2 separate regions of the Homo sapiens genome follow, and region 2 is linked to region 1. A link is an interaction called in ENCODE POLR2A ChIA-PET data of the cell type or tissue named here. Cell type or tissue: GM12878. All regions are shown on one strand. Links, peaks and the distances in the headings refer to the core of each region. The heading gives the core; the rest is flanking DNA.

Evidence for each region. ChIA-PET counts read pairs that join two places held together with the same protein. Peaks named below come from ENCODE experiments on the same cell type or tissue, not always from the same donor. Only the 100,000 strongest peaks of a DNase experiment are listed, where the experiment ranks them.
Region 2: POLR2A ChIA-PET joins it to region 1 with 5 read pairs; 3 of 35 experiments call an interaction of 5 or more read pairs at or near these places.

Annotation. Positions count from the first base shown.
Region 1 is chr13:22,014,343-22,020,902 of GRCh38, forward strand. No RefSeq gene overlaps it. Among named protein-coding and RNA genes, the nearest start is that of LINC00424, 140 kb to the left of the region's middle. In GM12878, for the core only: no CTCF peak of the experiment used is centred there; a DNase peak (open chromatin) is centred at 3,119.
Region 2 is chr13:22,065,932-22,072,491 of GRCh38, forward strand. All of the region lies in intron 2 of LOC105370108 (a long non-coding RNA gene), which reads left to right. Among named protein-coding and RNA genes, the nearest start is that of LINC00540, 140 kb to the right of the region's middle. In GM12878, for the core only: no CTCF peak of the experiment used is centred there; no DNase peak of the experiment used is centred there.

The DNA.
Region 1 (6,560 bases), core at 1,881-4,380:
GTTAAGCAAGTTCCCTTGGCCGCCCTTACAAGATGATTATTTGCTAATTTGAGAACTGAAAAGTAAGTAAAAAGAATTTCCCTTAGGATTCAAACCAAATACTTTCATACCAGCCAGATATCTGCACCGACATTCTCTTAAGATGTCAAAAATTGTGGAATGTTTTAAAACTATTTCAAAAGGTCTACCTTTTAAGTCTATGTCTTGCAGTGTTGAATAACCTCACAAATGCACAACAGTGGAACATCAAAGCAAATGCTGCCCATTTATCATTATAGTTTAGGCAGTCAGCACACAAACCATGCTCCTCCTTGGTGCCCGGGGTACGTGATGGATGAGTCACTGGAAAGGATGTCAGAACAGCCACCACTTAGCCAGAGGCAAGAACTTCGTAGACTAAGAATCAGATCTGGCAAACCTAGATTCTGGAACGCCTTGTTCAATTCCAATTCCCCATAACTTAGACTCAGACTTGTGACGGGAAAAATTTAGCACCAGCAGGCCTACAGAGTGCTTTAATGCTGGAGGTGTATTTAATGTTTATGAGTCCTATATAATCCAGAGACCTTGTTTGTTCCTTGGCAAGGTGGTACTGCTCATCTACTTCAAAGGCTGACTAAATTAAAAAAAAAATGACTAGAATTGCTAGCCACCCTTCATTACCACACACTTTATGGAGGCATGCGGAATAATTTCATTTGCTTTTATTTCAGGGACTGTTACGTATCTATGTCCCATTTCATCTTCACTCTTTCAAGCTGATGCCCAGATCTCCAGAATAACTCTTATGAGCGTGCTACAGTTTCCCAGGTATCTTTCTTCTTAGTCCATTGCCCTAATTTTGGGCATGGATCTGTAATTCCAATTACTATGCACACATACATGAATACCTCTCTCTCACACACACACAAACAGACACACACAAATCATACATGTCAAAAAGATTGAAGGGAAATTGATCAAAATGTTAAGAATAGCATATTGTGTGATAAGGATATGGTAATTTACTTTCTTTCTTTTTTCTTTTCTCTTTTTTTTTTTTTTTTTTGAGACATAGTCTTACTCTGTTGCGCAGGCTGGAGTGCAGTGGCACCATCTCGGCTCACTGCAAGCTTCGCTTCATGGGTTCACGCCTTTCTCCTGCCTCAGCCTCTCGAATAGCTGGGACTACAGGCGCCCACCACCACGCCCGGCTAATTTTTTGTATTTTTTAGTAGAGACAGGGTTTCGTTGTGTTAGCCAGGATGGTCTCGATCTCCTGACCTCGTGATCCACCCGCCTCGGCCTCCCAAAGTGCTGGGATTACAGGTGTGAGCCACCGCGCCTGGCCGGTAATTTTCATTTTTTATGTGTTCTCATTTTTAAAATTCTATAATAAACATAAACCAATTTATTATCAGAAAGATACTATTAAAATGTTTCTTAAGAAGTTCAAATTTATAAATTACTAAACAAGACCTGTATGTATGCACACACATCCTCCCAGGTACTTGTGTCAATCTTATTTTTTGGCCATCTGCTGCAAAACTTGAAGGATAAAAATATCTGCTAAGAGAAGAAGTTTTACTTCAATGGATAGATGTCCTAACTTAATACTATATTTCCCTGCCATTAGGGTGCCATCAGTTTTTATGGCATAACAGCATTTGGGGTATGATTAAGAAAAACCCTTTATGACACTCTATGGCATTAAGAATCATTCTAATTGCAGAGATGTTAAAATGTACATTTTAGAACTTATAAAATATGAAATAATCCCTGTCTTACACAACTTCAGAAAGCAAATTATTAGGGAGCACCACCCAGGTTATTTAGTAAGTTTAGGGCAACCCCAATATCAAACCCTGATAGATACTGCAAGATAAAGAAACTGTAGATCAATATTTGTCATGAATGTAGGTAGATCCTTCATTATGTATTACCAAACTGAAGATAGTAATATTTTAACAAGAGAATGATACATAATGAACAAGTGACATTTATCTCAGCACTGTAAGATTGGTGTAACTTCTGAAAATTAATCAATATAATTTGCCACAGAAAAATATGATCAGCTCAACAGATAAAGAAAAAGTACATGACAAGATTTTTTGTGAGTAAAAAACACACTTTTTAGCAAACTAGGGAAAAGACAACTTTCTTAATTTTATAAAGAGTTATCTACAAAAATCCCACAGCAAACATGTACTTCATGGTGAAATGTGGAGTGCTTTCTCCCTAGGATTTGGAACAAGACAAGGATGATTGATTTTATCACCCCTGCTTAACATCGTACTAGAAGTTCTAGCCAGCATAAAAAAGTGATAAAAGCAGATAAAAAGTATAAAGTTTGTTATTTGCAGATGACATGATTATGGGTTAGAAAACTCTGAGGAATTTACAAAAAGCAAATCTAATGAATTTAATAAATTTTAAGTTGTTGCGTTATACAAGGTCAACATATAAAAAACAGTTATATTTCTATATACCAGCAATGAACATTTAGATAATGAAATTTAAATATGCCTTTTATGATAGCATCAAAATAATTAAATTATTTGGAATCAAAGTAATAAAAAGTTAAGACCTCTACACTAAAAACTATAAAATACAGGCTGAGGATCCCTAATCTGAAAATTTAAAATCCAAAATGCTCCAAAATCCAAGACTTTTTGAATGCTGGCATGACAAGTGGAAAATTCCACATCTGACCTTATGTGATGGGTCACAATCAAAAAGCAGATGCAGTTTATTCAGCATCTCCAAGGGAAACAAAGACACCCCCAGGCCTGTTTAGCTGCAATGTATCTCTTCTGCACAAGCTCATATTCCCCCAGACGAGCATGCCCACAAAGGGTGACAAGACTGCGCATGTGAGGGCTGGATGTGCCAGCGACAGGTTCCTCACAAGGCCCTATATTGGCCCAAGACCTTTGTGCATCACTCACTGGTTTTTTTTTTTTTGTTTTTTTTTTTTTTTTTGCTTATTCTCTGCTCTGTGGTGTAAAGGTATTGTTAAAAATGTCAAAAAGGACGGCAGATACCCCTGCTGGCAACCGTGGTAAGAAAAAGAGGAAACATTTTTATTTCTCTGTAGTGCAGGAAGTGAAGCTGTCAGAGAAACTGGGTGGCAGTGTCATTGTGAAACATCTTACAGAAGAGTGAGGTGTTGGAATGACCACCACACAGGACCTGAATCGTTGAAGTTCTATGTTGAAAAGGATGAACAGAAGTTAATGAAAAATAGAAAAACACTACATAAAACAAAAATAGAAGAACTTGATTATGTATTAGAAGAGTGGATTTGTCAGTATTTGCAGTGAACACATGCTGCTTAATGGTATGCTGATCATGAAACAAGCAAAAATCTATTGTGATGAACTGGAAATTGAAGAGAACAGAGACTATTCAATAGGCTGATGGCAGAAATTTGAGAAAAAACACAGCATTAAATATTTAAAGGTTTTTGGTGGTAAAACATCTGCTGATCATAAAGCAGTGGAGAAATTCATTGATGAGTTTGCCAAAGTAGTTGCTGATGAAAATCTGACCCCAGAACAAGTCTATGATGCTGATGAAAAATCCCTGCTTTGGTGTTATTGCCCCAGGAAGACACTGACTACAACTGATAAGATAGAACCTAAAGAAATTAAGGATCCCAAGGACAGAACAACTGTGCTGAGAAGTGCTAATGCAGCAAGCACACATAACTGTAAACTTAAGACAGACAAAAGCTTGTGTTCTCTCTATGTTCAAGGAGTAACTTTCTAACCAATCTCTTATTCTGCTATCAAAAGGCATGGATCACGAGGGACATCTTTTTTGATTGGTTTCACAAACGCTTTCTACCCATGGTTCCTGCTCACTGCAAGAAAACTGGGCTCGATGATGACTGCAAGCTTTGTTATTCCCTGACAGCTGTTCTGTTGATCCTCCAGCTGAAACTGTCGTCAAAAAATGTTTATAGCATGTGCCTTTCCCCAAATGTGACTTAATTAATTCAACCATATGACCAGGATATGCTTAGATCAATGAAGAGTAAATATAAACACACTTTCTGGAACAGCATCCTAGCAGCAGTGAAGAGTGTGGGTGTGAAAGGAGTTCAGCATGAGGATTCTGTATATGCCATTGCCAGTGCTTGGAACACAGTCACTAAAGACACAGCCATGCATGCGTAGCACAACCCCCAGCCTGTGACTAGGCTCAGTGTTGATGAGTAATGAAACAGTGGTTTTGGATTCCGTATATCAAGTGAGAAAAAATGATGTCTGACCTTATCATATAGGCAAAAAAGAAATGCCTTCCGAGTCCGTCAGCGAACTGGAAGAAGCGGATGTCAAAGAACATTGATAACAGGCTCCAGTTGTTCACTCATTGACCCATGGCAAAATAGCTGACATTATTGTGAATCAAGGTGATCATAACAACAGCGACGATGAAGATGATGTTGAAAGTGCAGAAGACGTGCTTACAGATGACATGGTGAAAACGTGTGATGAGCTCATTGAAGGCCTAGAGCAGTGTGTGTCCATAGCAGAACAAAAAAATCCAGTCAGTTTATAAAATCAAAGAGAGATTTCTAAGACATAAAACGTTGTTAATGAGGCAGATGACTCTGGAGAAAACATTTTTAAAAAGGCACCCAGCAGAGCGCCTACTCATCCCTAGAGGATCCGCTTCTTGGTCCCTCAACTGCTTCTCATGTTTCTTCTCAACTATAAAAATAAAACACAGCGCATAATAACTGCTTAATCAAAACACAGCACTGTAGGTGGACACTTGGGGCCTGCCATTATTTGTGGTTGCTGTTGTTTAACAGCTGATACAGGTATTCTGATGATGCCACTGTGCTACTTCATTGCCCTGAACATATTATTTTTCCACTGTATTAATGATTTGTCATATATTTTACTGTTAAGTACTTATGAGTGAAGAAGTGTAAGAAACTGATGGCTTATTGGTAGCATCTAAATTCAGAGTAAGCAATGATGGTGATGCCAAACAACCACCAATCATTCACATAGGTGGTGGAGGGAGTGGCATCTTTGTTTTCTAATGGCTCAATGTGCACAACCTTTGTTTCATGCATAATATTATTAAAAATATCATATGAAATTATTTTCAGGCTATGTGTAATAGGTGTATATACATAAATAAATTTTGTGTTTAGATTCCGGTCCCATGCCAAAGGTATTTATATATATATATTATAAAAATTATTATTAATATTATAAAAATAAAAATAATTATATATTATATGTAATACTTACTGATACTAATTATAATTATAATTATAAATGTATTTTTATAAGTATATATATAATTATATATATTTATAATTATATATAATTATAATTATATAAATATGTAATTATAATTATATATATAATTATAATTATATAAATATGTAATTATAATTCTATATATAATTATAATTATATAAATATGTAATTATAATTATATATAATTATAATTATATATACTTATAATTATATAAATATGTAATTATAATTATATATATAATTATAATTACATATAAATAAGTAATTATAATTATATATAATTATAATTATATAAATATGTAATTATAATTATATATAATTATAACTATAAATATTTATAGTTATAATTATACGTATTTATAATTATATATATTATATATTATATATTATATATAATTATAAACATAATATATTATATATATAATTATAAATATATTATATATTATATATAATTATAAATATATTATATATTATATATAATTATAAATATATTATATATTATATATATAATTATATATTATATGTAATATATAATATATAATTATATATATAATATATTATATATAATATATGTAATGAATGTAATTAATTATCTATATAATTTATATATAAAAATTATATAATTATATATAATATATATTATGTATAATTATATAATATATATATTATATCTAATTATAAATATATAATTATAAATATAATATATAATGTAAATATAACATATAATGTAAACATAACATATAATATATAAATATAAATATAATATATAATATAAATGTAATATATAATATATAATATAAATATCATACATAATATATAATGTATAGTATAAATATATAAACATAATATTTATATCTAATATATTATATTTAATATAACATATATTATATATAATATATTATCTATTAATATAAAATATATTACATATAATATAGTATATATATTAATATAACATACTATATTATATATAATATAAAACATATATTACATATATAATATATAACATATAATATATTATATATGCAATATATATTTTATATTATATATAATATATACTACAAATATAATATTTATATATATTTATATCATATATTATATATTATATATACATATATTATATTATAATATATTATATTATATTATATATAATATATAATATTATATTATATTACATTATATATTATACATTATATTATTATATATAATATATAATGATGTAATATATTATATTATATTATATTTACATATTATATAATATAATATACATAATATTATGTAATATATACTTCTAATATA
Region 2 (6,560 bases), core at 2,022-4,521, 52 kb after region 1:
AGACTTGTGAAGAATAGGGCTGGGTCCTGAGGTGTGAGCGCTCCTGAGCGGCTCATCTGAGGTGACAGTGCTTTAAAAGACCTGGCTTCCTGGCATTGCCCTTGTCAGCCTCATCTACATCCACAATCCCCTTTTGTGTAGGTGAAATACTTCTGCTGGGTTTTGGCTCAGAAGCTGAGCAAGATGATCTTGCCTACAGATGTGCTTTCACTTAACTTTCCTTAAAAAAAACAACCAACTCTGCTTAAATTACAGCAAAATTAGTTGTGCACCTAAGGGGTTACAGGTTGGGAGTGGAAACAAGAGGGAAGAGAATGGCCAATTTAATCTGGTTGTAGACCCAGGAAAAGTATCCTCCTAATAATTTATAATTCTTGTCCTCTCTTCCCCTGAGAATAAAGGTTCTTACCAGTTCTCAGTTGCCTTACTCATGCTAATACTATTTTTAAGATAGTAGACAATTGTATGCAATAATTTTGATCTTTAATCAAGCTAGATAATAAAAAGCAGTAGTAAAGTGGCAATATATTGAGGCTAAAAAAAAAACCAGTAGCTGTAGTCTGTGTAGACTAAAATGTGAAGTATTCCTACTATTGATATACTCAGACTTTGTGATCCCATTTAAGAATATTTTGAATAATCTATGGCGATTGAACCTTTTTTTAGTATTACATATGCCTTGAACAAGGTCTGGTATGTTATAATTTGCACCAGCATTAGTTTAGGCAAACACTATGCAACAAAATGATTATAATCCATTAAAACCGTATTTGTTTCCACATTCACAGAAAATTAACTTGAGTTACTGTATTGATGGGGTGAGTGGGATGCTTGAGAAAGTCCTCCTCACCTCCATTTTTTCTTTCTCCTTCTCTGCCTCCACGTGCCCTACATTTTTTTCCAAACAAAGCTCATTCATTTTCAGTGACTTAATTTTTCTTAATTTATATCACTGAAAGAGGAACAAGTGCACAGTTTCGTTACACGGATATATCGCATAGTTGTGAAGTCTGGGTTTTTAGTGTAGCCATCACCCTAATAGTGTACATTGTACCCATTAAGTAATTTTTCTTTCCTCACCCCCTCCCACTCTTCCAAGTTTCCAATGTCTATCATTCCACCCTCTACTTTCATGGGTACACATTGTTTAGCTCCCACGTACAGGTGCGAACATGTGGTATTTGACTTTCTGTTTCTGAGTTGTTTCACTGAAGATAATGGCGTCCAGTTCGATCCATGTTGTAGTAAAAGACATGATTTCATTCCTTTTCATGACCAAATAGTATTCGATTGTGTATATGTGTAACATTTTCTTTATTCAGTCTTCCATTGATGGATACTTAGGTTGATTCCGTATCTTTGCTATTGTGAATAGCGCTGTGATAAACATATGAGAGCGAGTATTTTCTTCTTCTTCTTTTTTTATTTTTTCAGAGACAGAGTCTCGCTCTGTTGCCCAGACTGGAGTGCAGTGTCAAAATCATAGCTCACTCATAGTAACGTCAAACTACTGGACTCAAGTGATCTTCCTGACTCAGCTTCCCAAGTAGCTAGAATTACAGGAGCGTGCCACCAAGCCCAACTAATTTTTATTTTTATTTTTGTAGAGATGAGGTCTTGCTTGAGTTCCTTTCTCTCAGTAGGTTTAAATCAATTGTTTTGATTTAAAACAACAACAGATTGGACCTTAATGTTTGGTCTCAAAGTAAATGAAAGGTTTGAATGAAGAATATTTCCATGTGTCTTTCTGTCCTTAAAATCAAAAGTTGTGAACAGGCTGGGTGAGGTGGCTCATGTCTGTAGTCCCACCTCTTTGGAAGGCCAAGGCAGGCAGATCACTTGAGCCCAGGAGTTCAAGACCAGCCTGGGCAACAAAACAAAACTCCATCTCTACAACAATGAAAAAATTAACCAGGCATGGTGGCATGTGCCTGTAGTCCCAGCTACTTGTGAGGCTGAGACTGGAGGATCGTTGAGCCCAAGAGGCAGAGGTTGCAGTGAACTGTGATTGTGCCACTGTACAACAGTGCCAGCCTGGGCAACAGAGTGAGACCCTGTCTTTAAAAAAAAATGAAAACAAAAACAAAAAAAAACAAATAAAAAGTTATAAACAAAGAGGAGGAACCTTTTCTGGTCTGATTGCTGTTGAAAGGAAACAGCTTTCTTTTAATTTGACTGAGGATCAGGTAGGCCTGAGCCTGTTTGCATGGGTGCTCAGATTCAGTGTGAAGCCTTAGTGAGTGTCTTTCTCTTTCTGATGGGTAAGTTCGAGGCAGACACTTCACTCCTGGCTTCTATCCTAACCTCCAGCTCAAAACCCTTTGCATCTTACCCTCTGTAATGGATAGGCCAGCCAGGGATTCTGACTTCTGTACATTCTGCCACTTTGATCAGCTAAACTTTAAAGGGTGATTTCTTCAAAAGATGTTGAAAGCTGCCTTAAGTTGAGTGACTTCATAGCAAAGACTAAGCTGCTATTTCTTACCAAATTTCCTCTTCAAGGAGCATATGCAACTCTTCAAAACTTTTCCTTATTCAAATTGTCACACCAAACCAGAAGATCACCCCATTACAAAAACAGAGCCCATCGCAATTACCATCTCCTTTATAAAATGAAAAATTATGCTCAGACTATTTCTCCATGAGAAATTACAATTCCTGTGCAACAGATTGCGACTTAAGCCATTACATTGGTTCTTTATGAAGTCTGCGCAGAAAGGAATTGGAACCCCTTAGAAACCCCATCAAGAGTAGCTCAGGTCTTCCATATCCTTTTTTTTAGCTCTGGAATAACCTGGCTTTTTCTTGGTGATTTTGTGATAAATAATGGGAATATTTGCAAAATATGTTGTGATAAACAACAAAAGCTTGGCTTTGCTGTAAATAATTGCTTAAAGAAATACGAGTTTAGGTAGAACTAATTTAAGATAAAATAAATAATAAGAAAACATAGGCCAATATTTATGTAATCCCTTTATGGGAAAAGACTTTCTAAAATAATAAGCAAAGAAAGGAGCCACAAAAGAGAAAACTAGCAGATTTGCTTGCATAATAAGACTTTTAAAATCTTTATATATCTTTATGCATTTAAAACTACATTGATAAAGTCAAAACAATAAAAAAAGGAAAAGGATTTTCACCAAACCTAAGGGTGTGGGGTTACTCTCAATGAAAGATGAAGAATTCGTGCAAATCAGTAATTGAGTGCACAGTCAGTAAGACTATACAAATAATGAGAGGAAATTGAAATGTCTGATAAACAACAACAAAAAATTCAGCTGTGTTGTTAGTAATCCCAAAAGTTTAAAACTTTAAAGAACTCACCTAATATCAAAGAATTGTATGAAATGCTAATTACTGGCAAGAATTTAGTAATTGGGCATTTCTATATATTGCTAGTAGAATAAACCGATATGCCCTATTAGAAAAATAATTTAGCAGGCCAGGTGCGGTGGCTCACGCCTGTAATCCCAGCACTTTGGGAGGCCAGGGTGGTTGGATCATGAGGTCAAGAGATCCGGGCCATCTTGGCCAACATGGTGAAACCCCATCTCTACTAAAAATACAAAAATTAGCTGGGTGTGGTGGCGCATGCCTGTAGTCCCAGCTACTCAGGAGGCTGAGGCAGGAGAATCACTTGAACCCAGGAGGCGGAGACTGTAGTGCGCCCAGATTGTGCCACTGCACTCTGGCTTGGAGACAGAGACTCTGTCTTGATAAAAAAAAAAAAAAAAAACAAATAATTTAGCATTATGCATTAGAACCTTACCAAACAGTTTCAAGCATTAAGTCATTCATTGCAATGTTTTTTTTTTGCCTGCAGAAAACTAGAAATAATCAATTGATCAAGAAAATTTATAATTATGTAGTTATCAAAGGATACTCACTGACAATTTTAGCAATAAAAGAAAATACTCATGTTAATTTTAAAAAGAATACAAAATTATATATCCAGTATGCCTAGATGTGTAAAATTCTATTTTAATTCAAAATTGCATAGAGATATACCAAAATGTGGTGATTGTTTCTGGATTTTATTCTTTATACTTCTTACAATTCCACTATTGTGAAGTACTTAAAGTACTATTTCTAGTAGTTTCCATTAGCATTCCCAAGCTATTTTTACATGTCAGTCTCAATTGTCTCATTTTCATCATGGGAATTAGTGTGTGGTATATAAAATTAGTCTATATATTATTACTACATATAGTTTATAAACTATAATGCACCTATACTATGTAATATAAACATTTTATTTTAATGTGTTAATATATTTGTACTTGTTAACTTGCATTTTGTTAGTATATGCATGAGTTGATATAAGCTGCATAATATCAGCAAATACATACTACATAATTTCAGCATATATCAATATGTATTTCAGTTATATAAAATTTATTTCTGCCTACAAAAAAGGATTAATTACATTTGAACTTAATTCAGGGTGGTCTTAATGGCTGCTGCATTCTCCTCCATTCATAGTGACACACCACAGCAAGTACAAGTCCTTAAACTAATGTCAAACTCACGGATTTCCGAGCCCCACTTGGGGGCTCTCATACTTCAAACAGCATGTGCCACCACAAATCTCCACTGCAGTGGGGCCTTTGGACAGGGAGGGCCCTGGCGTCCTGTGTAATGGAGTATGACTTTTATAAGGTGTTAAGAGTTGCTGTGTGAATGGACATTGTCACCCATAACTTCAGTGCTCAGATTAGCAAAATATGTTGCCTTTGAAAAAAAGAATTAAGTTGATCTCCGAGAAAGGACAAACACATGGGAGAATCAAAGGGCTCTTTCAGATTTGTAAACCTAATATCAAAGAGTTCAGAAGTCTAGCCCAGCCTTACAGGTGTCCTTTGCTTTGATCATTAATTAAAATGTGACTTCTATCCAGTGTCACTGTGGGAGGACTTGACAAAACAAAGAATATCAGGTACCTGACAATTTCTTATAATGCCCTGAAAGACAGGTGTTCATTCCTGCAAAAGCTTTGAAGCTAAAAATAAAATAAAACGAAATTTAAATTAAAGGATATTCCCAAGCACATAGTAATCATCTTAATACGTACATTTCAGGGTCTCTTTTTCTCCCTGATGATGGTAGTGGTGGTGGTGGGGGCAGGGGTGTTAAAGACAGGCAAAACCTCTGGCTGGAAAGGAATGCAGAAAATGGGGTAAAGTAAAGCCTTGTAAGTCATTTGAGATCAATCGTCAGAGAATGTGTCTCAACGGTGTCATTATCAGATTAATATTTGAGTTCCAATTTAAGCTAGAATTATTTGGATAACAAAAATCAAAAGAAAAGTTTTTACAATTTTGCCTCAGAGCAAAAGAAACGTATCGGAGGTGGGATTTTTGTGATTTTTTACCACACCTCTCAAATTCCTGCAAGCTTGTGTTGCTCTGTAGAGTCATGGATGTTGTTACCTTCACAGCCCTGTTTTGTTTTACCTTGAGTCAAAACTGGGAAAAAAAATTCTCCTAATTTATTTTGAGTTTTAGGGGTACTGTAGACTAATCATTGCAAAATGTGATTTATTTGATAAGTCACTCTACTTTGGAACAAAGAGATGCCTCCTTGGGGATAAAAACAAACTTTTGATTAATCAGTTCCTTCTTTTTATTTTCTCATTGGCATTTCCTGGGGCCAGGTCCTCTATTGTGAGTGTACTAATACAATGTTTCTGAACTTTGAAGAAACTTACAGGGTAGAATAATTGACAGTCTAAACTAAGAGCAGTCAGCAAATAAAAACATTCAGCAAAATACATAGACTAGAAAACTGTGTACAGGGGTTACAAGAAAAGTGGGGCACATTCATTATACGTAGAGTTAAATAAGTGGCATAGAGCTCCAAGAAAACATTGGGGAAGGGTACAGGCAGGGATCACATGTCTTTTAGTTAAGAAGGGATTCAAGGGCTGTGGGACTCCAGAAGTCCACAGAGAGAGAAGTTTCATGTAACAGAGTAGGCGGATGTCACAGGTGCAGGAAGCTCTCTGTAGCAAGGTGGATTGCTACCCGTGGGACTCACCTGGAACATGCTGTGGAGGGAAAAGCCATGTAGGGGCCCTGGAGGGGCTGGGGAGCGCTAGGAAGATTTAAGCAGAAGTTAAGGGCTTAGCTGAAGGAGTGCTATCATGAGATTAACATGGTCAGTAATTTTGGTGAGAAAAATTACCTTGGTCCCAGCACAGGACACCTTAGTGAAAGAACTTCCGTCAAAAGTAGAAAGTCAGAGATACAGTGGTTTGTTCAGACTTCAGCTAGGTCCGTAAAATCAGGTTGAAGATGAATATTGGCAAGGAAAAATGGTCACAATAAGCTTATACAATATTCCCATTTTTATTAAAAAATACGTTTGTGAAGAAAAAAGGGGCCATAACAGAAAACATACTGACAAGGAAAGATGTTCACAGTATACAGATGTAATATTTCCATTTGTTAAAACCTGCATTTGCAAAGGAAAAAAAAATTCAAGCTGGAGATTGCAGCAGTGACTACTCCTTTCTTTATTCTCTGAGCGTTGAAACTTTCTCAGCTTCTGTTTCATGATTG